Linked DNA regions of Homo sapiens: region 1 is linked to region 2. A link is an interaction called in ENCODE POLR2A ChIA-PET data of the cell type or tissue named here. Cell type or tissue: GM12878. All regions are shown on one strand. Links, peaks and the distances in the headings refer to the core of each region. The heading gives the core; the rest is flanking DNA. Region 1 overlaps LOC124906082 (a long non-coding RNA gene). Region 2 overlaps GPD2 (glycerol-3-phosphate dehydrogenase 2).

Region 1 (5,389 bases), core at 156-5,155, 86 kb after region 2:
TCATTCGACTTTGACAGGAAGGTCATTGGAATTGCAAAGATGGCACTCTTTATGTCATTGAGCCACTGAGCCCCAATTTGTTGAAGCACTGCTAATTATTTTGTTGCTTACCACTGAAAGCATTCCTAACTGTTAACCTCCTCTGTGCGCATAAATGCAATCACTGAAGTATCCCTGTCATGTCCTCAGAATCAGTTTTGCCTGAGAGTGAAAACGTCTTCACTCTTAAACAGTACCATATTACTGACAACAGGAAAACATCTATAATTGGTGTATATTTGGACACACAGTCACTATGCCAATAAAAATAAGACAGCTACACTGGCAAAAGGATCTCATCCTATCTTTGAGTTGTAGAGTTTAGTATAAACCCATATTGACCAAGCAAATTGTCTTTGCAGTATGCCTGCATACAGAAATACTAGAAGGAAAACTTCTTTCAACTGAGTAGAAATAAAAATAATTTCTGATCTAATGATTTTCATAGTCTCCCAATAAGAAGACCAAACCTCACATTATGAGAGCCAAAAATCATCCATCATCAGCTATATATGTTTCTTGGTCTACATTATTTCTGTCCCAGACACTGGAAGTCTGGACTTCTCCCAGAGAAGAGAACTGTCATCCTGTCACATGATTGCAATTGGCAAGTCTTACCAAGAAAGTTTGGCAGATCCTTAGAACAGGACTAACATATGTTTTATATATGTGTGGGTAGGTGTATATATAGCCATCCATCTACATACATATATGTATACTTATTTATTTATAAGCTCTAGTTAAAGTTAGAAAAATTAATTTAGATGCATATGGATAAGTCACACAAATTAGCACTAGTTTAAAAGGAATTAGTATAATCCTAAAAGAAATCATTTTGATTTTGTTAAAGTAAAAATGCCAATGCAAATTTTAAAAGCGGAACATCATGTTAATAACTTTTATCTTTAGATTATTGCTCATTTAGAGCAATGATTCACTCACTCATGCAACAAGTGTTTATTAAACACCAACTACAAAGACTTATAAGACACAAAGTCCTTGCCCTGGTGAATCCTATGGTCTAGTTGTAGACACACACACACACACACACACACACACACACACACACACACACACAGAGTCATTCATTCATTCATTCGTTCACTCACTCAAAGATTATTATTGAGGACTTTCTTCGCCTATCATGTGTGCTGAGATTACAGACATGAAAAGACAGAAGACACTTGCACTCCCAGAGCTTATGTAATATGGGGGGAGGTGGAGAAAAACAGTAAACAAACATTAACATATACACACATAAGAGAGTGATAAATGCAATGAAGAGACTTCAAATTGAATAATATGATAAAAAATAACTGAGCTGCTACTTTTAAATGGGTGGACGAGGAAGACCCCCTGGGAAAACATTTAAGCTGAGACACAGGAGACCGCTGGAAAAGGATGGAAGGTGAAGTGAAGGTCTTTTTGCTGCTCTTTTTGCTATTATTATTGTTTTAGTTGTCAGTGTGTTTGTGTGTGTGTAAGAAAGGAATTATTAGAACTGGTATATGACAATGGGAGTGATTGAGGAAAGAAGTGATGATTCAGGGAAGAATGAGCAGAGAATTGAGAAACAAAACCTTTAATAAGGTGAGGGGGGCATGAATTCCAGAGTAAAACCAGAGAGTGTACCAGTGACAGCAGCAGAGACAGTTGCTCTACAATAAATTGAGCAGGCAGAAAATAGGTATAGAGTGAGGAGGATAGATAATATTTGATTGGAAAGGTGAGGGAATTCTTGTCAAACTACTTCTATTTTCTCAATGATTTATGAAGCAATGTTATAAGCTGAGACTATGAACAGTAAAATGGGTCAGGAGATTTAAGGAGTTAAGACATGAGGTGAAATTATCATTTTGGAAAGTGGGAATGCAAAAGTCCTACAGGTTTAATAATACTGCTCTTGACTACCCACTTGAGATTTATAGCCAGAATTTAAAGTGATGCTAGCAAGCATACGTTTTTGTCTTCACCAGTGTTCAGTTGTGTTGTTGCATGGGGACCATTGGGTATAAGAGGGTTGCAGCTCGGCTAAGGTGAAGGAGGGTGGCAGAGGCAAGGGAGTGAAGGGTGTTATCAAACAGTGGCTTAATAATGTATTACAGAGTCTAAGGTGAGTGAATAAGGAAGGGAGTACCTGAAGAGGACAGATTGATAGTGATTCAGTCATAAACTCACCAGATTAGAGAGTCTTAATAAAGGCAAGATATTGTTTGTATAGATATTCTTGGTTTAGTGAGCTTTTAGGATAGAAGACAATAGTCAAAGAATGGGATGCTGGTACTAGAGATACTGGAGATGATGGACTTATTGATGATTACAAGGTCAGAAGTATGACCTTAGACAGGAGTGGATAGCTGATGGTCGGTGAAGAATTATATCATTCTATTGTAAGGTGGGAGGATCTGGAAACTGGAGTCTAAGGTATTAGATGTAATATTTGAGTGGGCATTGAAGTCAGAAAGAAGGAAGTGAGTGAGAATAACATCAGAATAATAATGAAAAAAGCCCCAATGAGCCAGGTGCTAAATTTATCAAAGAATAAAGTTAACTGAATTCTCTAGATGACAGCAACAAGGAAGGGGAATAGGTGCCAAAGTCTGATGGCACAGGGCCAGGTGTGATGGCTCATGTCTGTAATCTCAGCACTTTGGGAGTCCAAGGCAGGAGGACTGCTTGAGGCCAGGAGTTCAAGACCAGCCTGGACAACATAGTGAGATCTCATCTTTACAGAAACCCAAAAAACTCTGATGGCACAACTTTAACAGAGCCTGGGGTTTGGAAGGATGCAGGAAGACAACAGGTCTGAAAATGGCACTGGAGAACAAGAAAAGCACTCACCCCACAGCTTGGTCTGGTTACGTAGGATGCAAAAGAAGAACAGATTCCACCGCATATGACTGCAACAGAATTGATTTCAACAGGGCACAGCCAGGTTTTACCTAGAGCAAGAAAGGAAAGGGAACATTCAAGATGATGTTGAGGATGCAGTCACACTTGTTGATGATGGATTGGCAGCTGTAGATGGCTGAGAGGAAGGGGTTGGGATGGCAGAAGTGAAAGAGTAGGTCAGATGAGTAGATATACATAGTAGTGCAAGAACGAATATCTAGGCTAGGGGTCAGCAAATTGTTTAAATAAAGGGAAAGATAGTAAATATTTTAAGCTTTGTGGGTCATATGGCCTCCGTTTCAAGTACTCAACTCTGCCTTTTACTTTACAAATTTTTATTTATTTATTAAGTTTTTAAAGAGTCAGTAAGCATCTGTAGGTCTTGGACCCCAGCGGGGAGATTGGACAGATGGAGAGTCTAGCATGAGGAGAGTCTAACTGCTTGAGCTAAAGCCAACCCTCTGCGTTTTTAGAGTGAAAGCAGCTGTAGACGATATGTAAAGAAGTGGATATAGTTGTGTTCCAGTAAAACTTTATTTACAAAAATGGGCAGTGGATTCAATTTGGCTGATTTGACTCTGTAATAAACAGAGCTGGTAATGGAGTTTGGGCTTGTGATGATCAGTGAGGTAAAAAGCAGAAACATGGTTAAAATGGGAGTATTTGATACTCTCCTGGAGAAGGAGGATTGCCCATTTAAGAAAGAAGTTGTGAAGCTACCAAACATCTGCTGCTCCCAGATGTCGTAGCCAGGGATAAAAAAAAAAGATCTTGACATGGAACTGCTGTGACTTCTTGACCAGGAGCAGAAATTTTGGTGAGAATATCTGCTTTTGAGAGGCCCCAGTGTAACACAAGATGCGGCTCTCATCTAGAGGCTTGGGACCATTTCTTTCCCAGGATGCTCGTATTGTTGACTCCAATCAGTTGACTACAACTAAGAGGGAAAGGGCAAGGTACAAACACTTGGAGTTTCTAAAGAAGGAAGACACAAGCACTGGTAAATATGGAAACAGGAAAGATTTTCTTACTCAGTCCATGTCTATATCCTAAAATGCAGTCGCTAAGGAGGTTAATTTGGCTTTCTCTAATATCTAAAAATGATTATACAGCTTTCAATCAAGCAGACTTTTAGATTTTGTGAGACATCAAACTGTCTCTTTGAGAGACTGGTGTTTTGCACCAGACAAACTTAGAGTCACTAGTCAGTCATTATGACAGAGGCTTGAACTCAACCTGTATTAACAGTTTTAAAAGATCCCTGGATTGAATTTACCTCAAATGCTAAGTAAACTTTGCACTTGAAGATGGCTTCTTGGATGCCCATTTTTAATGATTCTTAAATAACAGGTATTCACGCCCATTTCTGAAAGATTTTTAACTCCGACATCATTAATTATCCCCTACCAAATTGGTCCACACTTCTGGTCCAATTTGATATTTTGTTGATATTATTAAAACAGCTTAATAGTAAGCTGTTGATATTATAAAAACTGCTGTTTAATGATACTGTTTTGTTGATATTATTAAAACAGCTTCTTCAAATGTTTAAATTATTTCCCGATAATAAGCAAGGTTGTAATTTATAGGAAGACATGAAGTCTTTTAGACCCCTGGGGTACAATTTGGCACACTTTTCTAGTCATCTGAAGGTATCTAATATTCTTCTTGATAGTAAATTAGGCCCTAGGATACTGGTTTATTGCTTATAACTTGTGAGATTTCTGTTACAGTGATGACAAAAGAAATGGTCCCATCTTTCAAGAGAATACTTCATTTGATTTTAACTGAAGAAAAACACAAGAATGGTTTAATACAACTGAAGTACATTAGTGTGCAAATCTTTTTTCTTTGTTGGAGCTATTTCTACTTTATGGGACATATATATTCTATTAAACACATTTCATGGTGATTGAATAAAACTCTACATTGATTTAGCAATGATTATATGTCTGTGCTATACACTGTTGGGAAAACAAAGCTGAATAAGGCTTGATGCTTTACATATCCTTGGTTTACTTAGGTTTACATTTCCTTTGTATAGGGTGCAAGTACAAATATATGTGACCTATATTTGAGACCAATAAAAAGCAATGTTTCAATTTTACAAATGTTTGAATTACATAATTTCAATTACATAAATAATAATAGCAGTTCGTAATTATTGGACCCTTCATATTACTTAACATTAATGAATTTATTTCTCACAACAACCCAACGAAGTGGGTACCACTGTCCTATCTTAGAGGTAAGTAAATCATCACTGACAGCCAGTAAGGGATAGAGTTTAGCTTCAAAACTAGGTCTGTCTGACTACAAAGCCCTTGATCTTAATCTCTATCTCATTATGCTTCAGAAACACATTTTAAGCTGGGTAGAATCAATAAGTAAAAGCCAGTTATTGTAAAATATGGATTTTTGCCATTCTTGACAGACAGAAAGATGTGACATTTTGACT
Region 2 (5,389 bases), core at 57-5,056:
AAAGTGCTGGGATTACAGGCATAAGCCACCACGCCCAGGCCACTTTTTTCTATCTTTAATACAATGGTTGTCCATTCAATAATAAGTTCTTGGTTGGGCAACCAAAACAGACTAACTAACTCCCACTTCCCATATTCTGTTTACTTGTAGCAGCCAGCATAATCTTTGATGGCATGTATTCTCAATGAGAGCAATATCACCCACAGTTGCTTCTTGGCAGGTGAAAAAATATTGCATATTACAATTGTCTGTGGCCCTCCAAACTTCAACTCTACCCAACAAAATCTTCTTAGCATTTAAGCAGTACTCTCTTGTTGGGGAGAAATTAAGTTTTTAATTAATTAATTTTAATTTAATTTTTCTTCTTGGAAAGGTACAGTGAGAAGAAATTAAGAAAGACTACTTTATAGCAAAACCACACAGTTTCTCTTGCCTGCATATAATCCTCTAATGGTTTCTAGCACCCTAGAATGAAATCTAAACATCTCACCTTGGATTATAAAGACCTATAGGATCCAGCCCTTCACTGCAGTAGGTTAAATAATGACGCCCACAACATATCCTCATCCTAATCCCTGGAACCTGTGAATGTTATAAGGAAAAAAAAAAATTCACCAATGTGATTAAATTAAGACCTTAAGAGGGAAAGGTTATTCTGAATTACCAGGGGGAACCCTAAATGTAATCACTTTACATCTTTGTAAGAAGAAGACAGGGTGATTTGATACAGATGAGAATGCAATGATGTGACCACAGAAGTAGAGACTGGAGTGATGCAGCCACAGCCAAGGAATGCCAGAAGCCACCAGAACCTGAAGGAGTTAAGGACCATATTCACTCCTCAGAAGGGAGCACATCCTGCTAACTCCTTAATTTTGGCACAGTGAAACTGACTTCAGATTTCCGGCATCCTGAATGATGAAAGAATAAATTTCTGTTGTTTTAAGCCACCAAGTTTGTGGTCATTTGTTACAGCAGCCACAGGACACCAATACAGACACCTCTCACTCTTACCCACTAAGTTCCAGATTTATTTGCCTTCTGATGTCTGTCAAATCAGGATTACTATTAGTGTTTTGGGGCCAGCTGCCTCTACCTGGAATGCTCTGCTCCTCAACTTTGCATGGCAAGCTCCTTCCAGTCATTCACGACTCAGCTTAAATGTCAAGTCCTCAGAGAGGCCTTCCCAAATTATTCAAATCCAAAGTATGCATACAACTCTTATCTTCTCATGTCTCTCCTTTATTTAAGCATTATTATTTCTTTGTTCCCCACTAAAACATAATTCTACAAGAACAGAAACTGTGTTTGTTTTGTACACCACTATAATCTTATTTGTAGAAAAATTGCTGACATAGGCCAGGCGCAGTGGCTCACGCCTGTAATCCCATCCCAGCACTTTGGGAGGCCAAGGTGGTGGATCACGAGGTCAGGAGCTCAAGACCAGCCTGACCAAGATGGTGAAACCCCGTCTCTACTAAAAATACAAAACAATTAGCCGGGCATGGTGGCAGGTGCTTGTAATCCCAGCTACTCGGGAGGCTGAGGCAGAGAATTGCTTGTACCTGGGAGGCGGAGGTTGCAATGAGCCGAGATCATGCCACTGCACTCCAGCCTGGGCAACAGAGCAAGAGTCAAAAAAAAAAAAAGGGAAAATTGCTGACACATATTAGGTGATTGATAGACCTAACAAACAAATGGATGGATGATGTAGGCAGTGAGAGAAAAGATGATGGCATTTGTCAATAAGGAAAGGAATAGCATGGGAAAGCAGGAAGAAATTATGGGTCCTGACTCAACTGTGGGACATGCAAGTGGAAATGCCTGAGTTCAGCGAATAAGTCTGCCCAAGAATGTTGACTTGGGATTGACTGAAATCAGGGATATTGATGAACTTGTTGAAAAAGCATCAACAGAGAAAAGAGAGTGAACTAAAGACAGACCCTGGGAATTCCAATATCAAGGCAAAGAACCTGCAGAGAGATCCATAAGGAGTAATCCAAGAGAAGATGTCACAGTAGCCTAGTGAAAACTCAGTTTCACAGAAAAGAGAATGAGCAGAATCATGGAAATTTTAAATAATAAAATCTCATTGATTTGTCAGTCAAGAGGACACTCATAATCATAACAAGAGCAGAGTTGGGCCAGGCTCACACCTGTAATCCCAGCACTTTGGGAGGCTAAGGAGGGAGAATCGCTCAAGCCCAGGAGTTCAAGACCAGCCTGGGCCACATGGCAAGGCTCCATCTCTATAAAAAAAGTAAAAATCAATCAGGTATGATGGCCTGAACCTGGGGTCCCAGCCACTCAGGAGGCTGACGTAGGAGGATCGCTTGAGCCCAGGAGTTCAAGGCTGCCATGAACTATGATTGTGCTACTGCAATCCAGCCTGAGTGACAGGATAAGACCCTGTCTCAGGAAAAAAAAAAAGAGAGAGATTCATCTGAGATCGAAGACAGATTCCAACAGTTGTGGAGGGAATGGAAGGTGAAGAAGTAGAAAAATAATGCACAAAAAGTACTTTAAGGAAGAACAGCTTGAAGGAAAGGAGAAAGAGAGCATGTAGCAAGAGGGCAGAATGGGGCACAGGTGCAATGTTGGTTATTGGTCTTGTTTGTTTTTGTAATGGGAGAATCTTGAGCATTCTTGTAAATATTTGAAATGCATCTCAGCATCTCCAACACAAACAAACAAATAAATACATGCAGGTAAGCATAGAAAAATGTCATAGAATAAGGCATCTGAAGGGAATGGGGGATCCAGAGTACGGGGGAAAGCATCAACTTCGGATAACCACCTCTAAGTCAAGAATTAATGAGGGGTTGATGGATTCAGATATAAAAATGATGTGGAAAGGAGAAAAATTTTAAGATTTGACATGTTATTTCAATTCTCTCAGAATAATAGAAGGCAAGGGCCGGGTGCTGTGGCTCATGTCTGTGATCCCAGCACTTTGGGAGGCCAAGGCAGGCAAATCACAAGTTCGAGACCAGCCTGGCCAACATGGTGAAACCTTGTCTCTACTAAAAATATAAAAATTAGCCAGGCATGGTGGCACGTACCTGTAATCCCAGCTACTCTGGAGGCTGAGGCTTAAACCCAGGAGGCAGAGGTTGCAGTGAGCCAAGATCGTGCCACTGCATTCCAGCCTGGGTGCCAGAGCCAGACTCCATCTTAAAAAAAAAAAAAATGCAAGGACACTGTGAAGGGGACAGCTAAGTCATTATCAAAAATGCATATTCTCTTCTTCCTGGACTTGCAGCTAGACTACATGTGCCAATCTCCCTTTCAGCTAAGTATCACTACACAACAGACTTCCAGCCAATGGTATATGAACAGAACTAATGCATTCATTTCAAGATTATGTGTTTAAGGCCAGGCGCAGTGGCTCACACCTGTAATCCCAGCACTTGGAGAGGTTGAGGCGGGCGGACTGCCTGAGGTCAGGAGTTCGAGACCAGCCTGGTCAACATGGCAAAACCCCATCTCTACTAAAAATACAAATATTAGCCGGGCATGGTGGCACATGCCTATAATCCCAGCTACTTGGGAGGCTGAGGCAGGAGAATCGCTCAAGCCCAGGAGGCAGAGGTTGCAGTGAGCTGAGATCGTCCCACTGCACTCAACCTGGGCAACAGAGCGAGACTCATCTCAAAAAAAATAAGTGTGTGTTTAGAAAGTAGATATGCTTCCTGCCTTTCCCTTTCACCATCCACTGGCTGGCTGTAGTTGAAAAGAAAGCCCTAAGGAATTGCTGAGTCATAAAATGGAAGAATCCAGAGTGCCTGAATCATTGAAAGGAAAGTGATCCACCAACAAAGACCATGATATAAGCAAAAATTAAACTTGTGCTTGAGCTTGTATCTATTTTCAGGCCTTTCAGTTATGATGGTTGAGCCTACCCTAACCACTAACCATCATCTTTTAATAAAGAAATGCCTGGGTGACATAAAAGACTCAAAGAAAATGCTGAAAGTTTGAAAAAAACTACAGCAAGAAATAGAAAAAGGTATTGTGTAGAAAAAGGTAAGATAACTCTCTCATGACTAAGGCTGGAGAACATACATTTTTATACATCTCCAATACACATAATCATTTTCGTTTTCACAATAACCATCAGAAACCCAAGTATAGGAGTAGAAAAGAAGACTGATACCAAGTTGCACATTGCTTCTACATCCATTAAGACTAAGAAAATTTTAACAACTTCGTGGATTCCTACAAGTCAAATCATAAGCAATGTCATTATAGGCATGCTGTGCTATGTATGCAACTATTTAAACAAGTTCAGCATCATTGGTGAAAACTGGTGAACTACAAGGTAAAGTATTAGGAAGTGTAAGTGTTAAATGGCACAGTTCAATGGTTGGGCAGTGGAATACAATGTTGCAAAAGTCAAGAAATACATTACAGAAATAGGAATAGGATTATCTCTCGATTCTATTGTTTTTAAAACAGTTTTTAAGGGAGTTTCTGCCATACCAGAAAATAACCACATGCATGGCTTTAAGTCCCTTAACTTCTCTGTGCCTTTTTGCTCCCTGATATGACAGGGTTCACTGTTGATACATTAAAAAATGTGCACAAAGTACTCAGCACAGTGCCTAGAAAATGGCAACTGCTTAATAAATACTTGTCATTGCTGTTTATTATTAATAAGAAAAAGACCACGTTAGGTTAAATTGCTAAACTCCTTCCTATTTTAAAATTCTGTGAATCTGGCCAGGCACAGGGGCTCATGCCTGTAATCCCAGCACTTCTGAGGCAAAGGCAGGAGGATCACTTGAGGCCAGGAGTTCAAGACCAGCCTGGGCAACATAGTGAGACACTGTCTCTAAGAATTTTTTTTAAATTAGCCAGGCATGGTGGCACACACCTGTCATTCTAGCTACTCAGGAGGTTGAGGAGAAGAATCGCGTGACGTAGGAGTGCAAAGCTGCAGTGAGCTATAAATGTGCCACTGCACTCCTGCCTGGGCAGCAGAGCAAGACTCTGTCTTTAAAAATAATAATAAATAAAATTATGTTAGTGTGTGTGTGTGTGTGTGTATTTGTTTTTGAGACAGTCTTGTTCCGTTGCCCAGGCTGGAGTGCAATGGCGTGGTCTCCGCTCACTGCAACCTCCACCTCCCAGCTTCAAGCAATTCTCATGCCTCAGCCTCCCGAGTAGCTAGGAATACAGGCACCCACCACCACGCCTAGCTTATTTTGGTATTTTTAGTAGAGACAGGGTTTTGCCACGTTGGCCAGGCTGGTCTCAAACTCCTGGCCTCAAGCAATCCACCTGCCTCGGCCTCCCAAAGTGCTGGGATTACAGGCATGAGCCACTGCCCCCTGCGGAATCTATATTTTTTAGATAAGTATCCCAGCTACTTAATGGCGGATGGGGA

Evidence for each region. ChIA-PET counts read pairs that join two places held together with the same protein. Peaks named below come from ENCODE experiments on the same cell type or tissue, not always from the same donor. Only the 100,000 strongest peaks of a DNase experiment are listed, where the experiment ranks them.
Region 1: POLR2A ChIA-PET joins it to region 2 with 8 read pairs; 3 of 35 experiments call an interaction of 5 or more read pairs at or near these places.

The regions. Positions count from the first base shown.
Region 1 is chr2:156,358,584-156,363,972 of GRCh38, reverse strand. It overlaps LOC124906082 (a long non-coding RNA gene), which reads right to left. Exons shown (of 2, transcript XR_007088691.1): 2 at 1-2,981. Among named protein-coding and RNA genes, the nearest start is that of FLJ46875, 19 kb to the right of the region's middle. In GM12878, for the core only: no CTCF peak of the experiment used is centred there; no DNase peak of the experiment used is centred there.
Region 2 is chr2:156,444,380-156,449,768 of GRCh38, reverse strand. The region is part of intron 1 of GPD2 (glycerol-3-phosphate dehydrogenase 2); the gene reads right to left. Among named protein-coding and RNA genes, the nearest start is that of GPD2, 11 kb to the right of the region's middle. RefSeq lists an enhancer at 3,693-3,752. In GM12878, for the core only: no CTCF peak of the experiment used is centred there; no DNase peak of the experiment used is centred there; H3K4me3 peaks cover 820 bases; H3K27ac peaks cover 1,307 bases.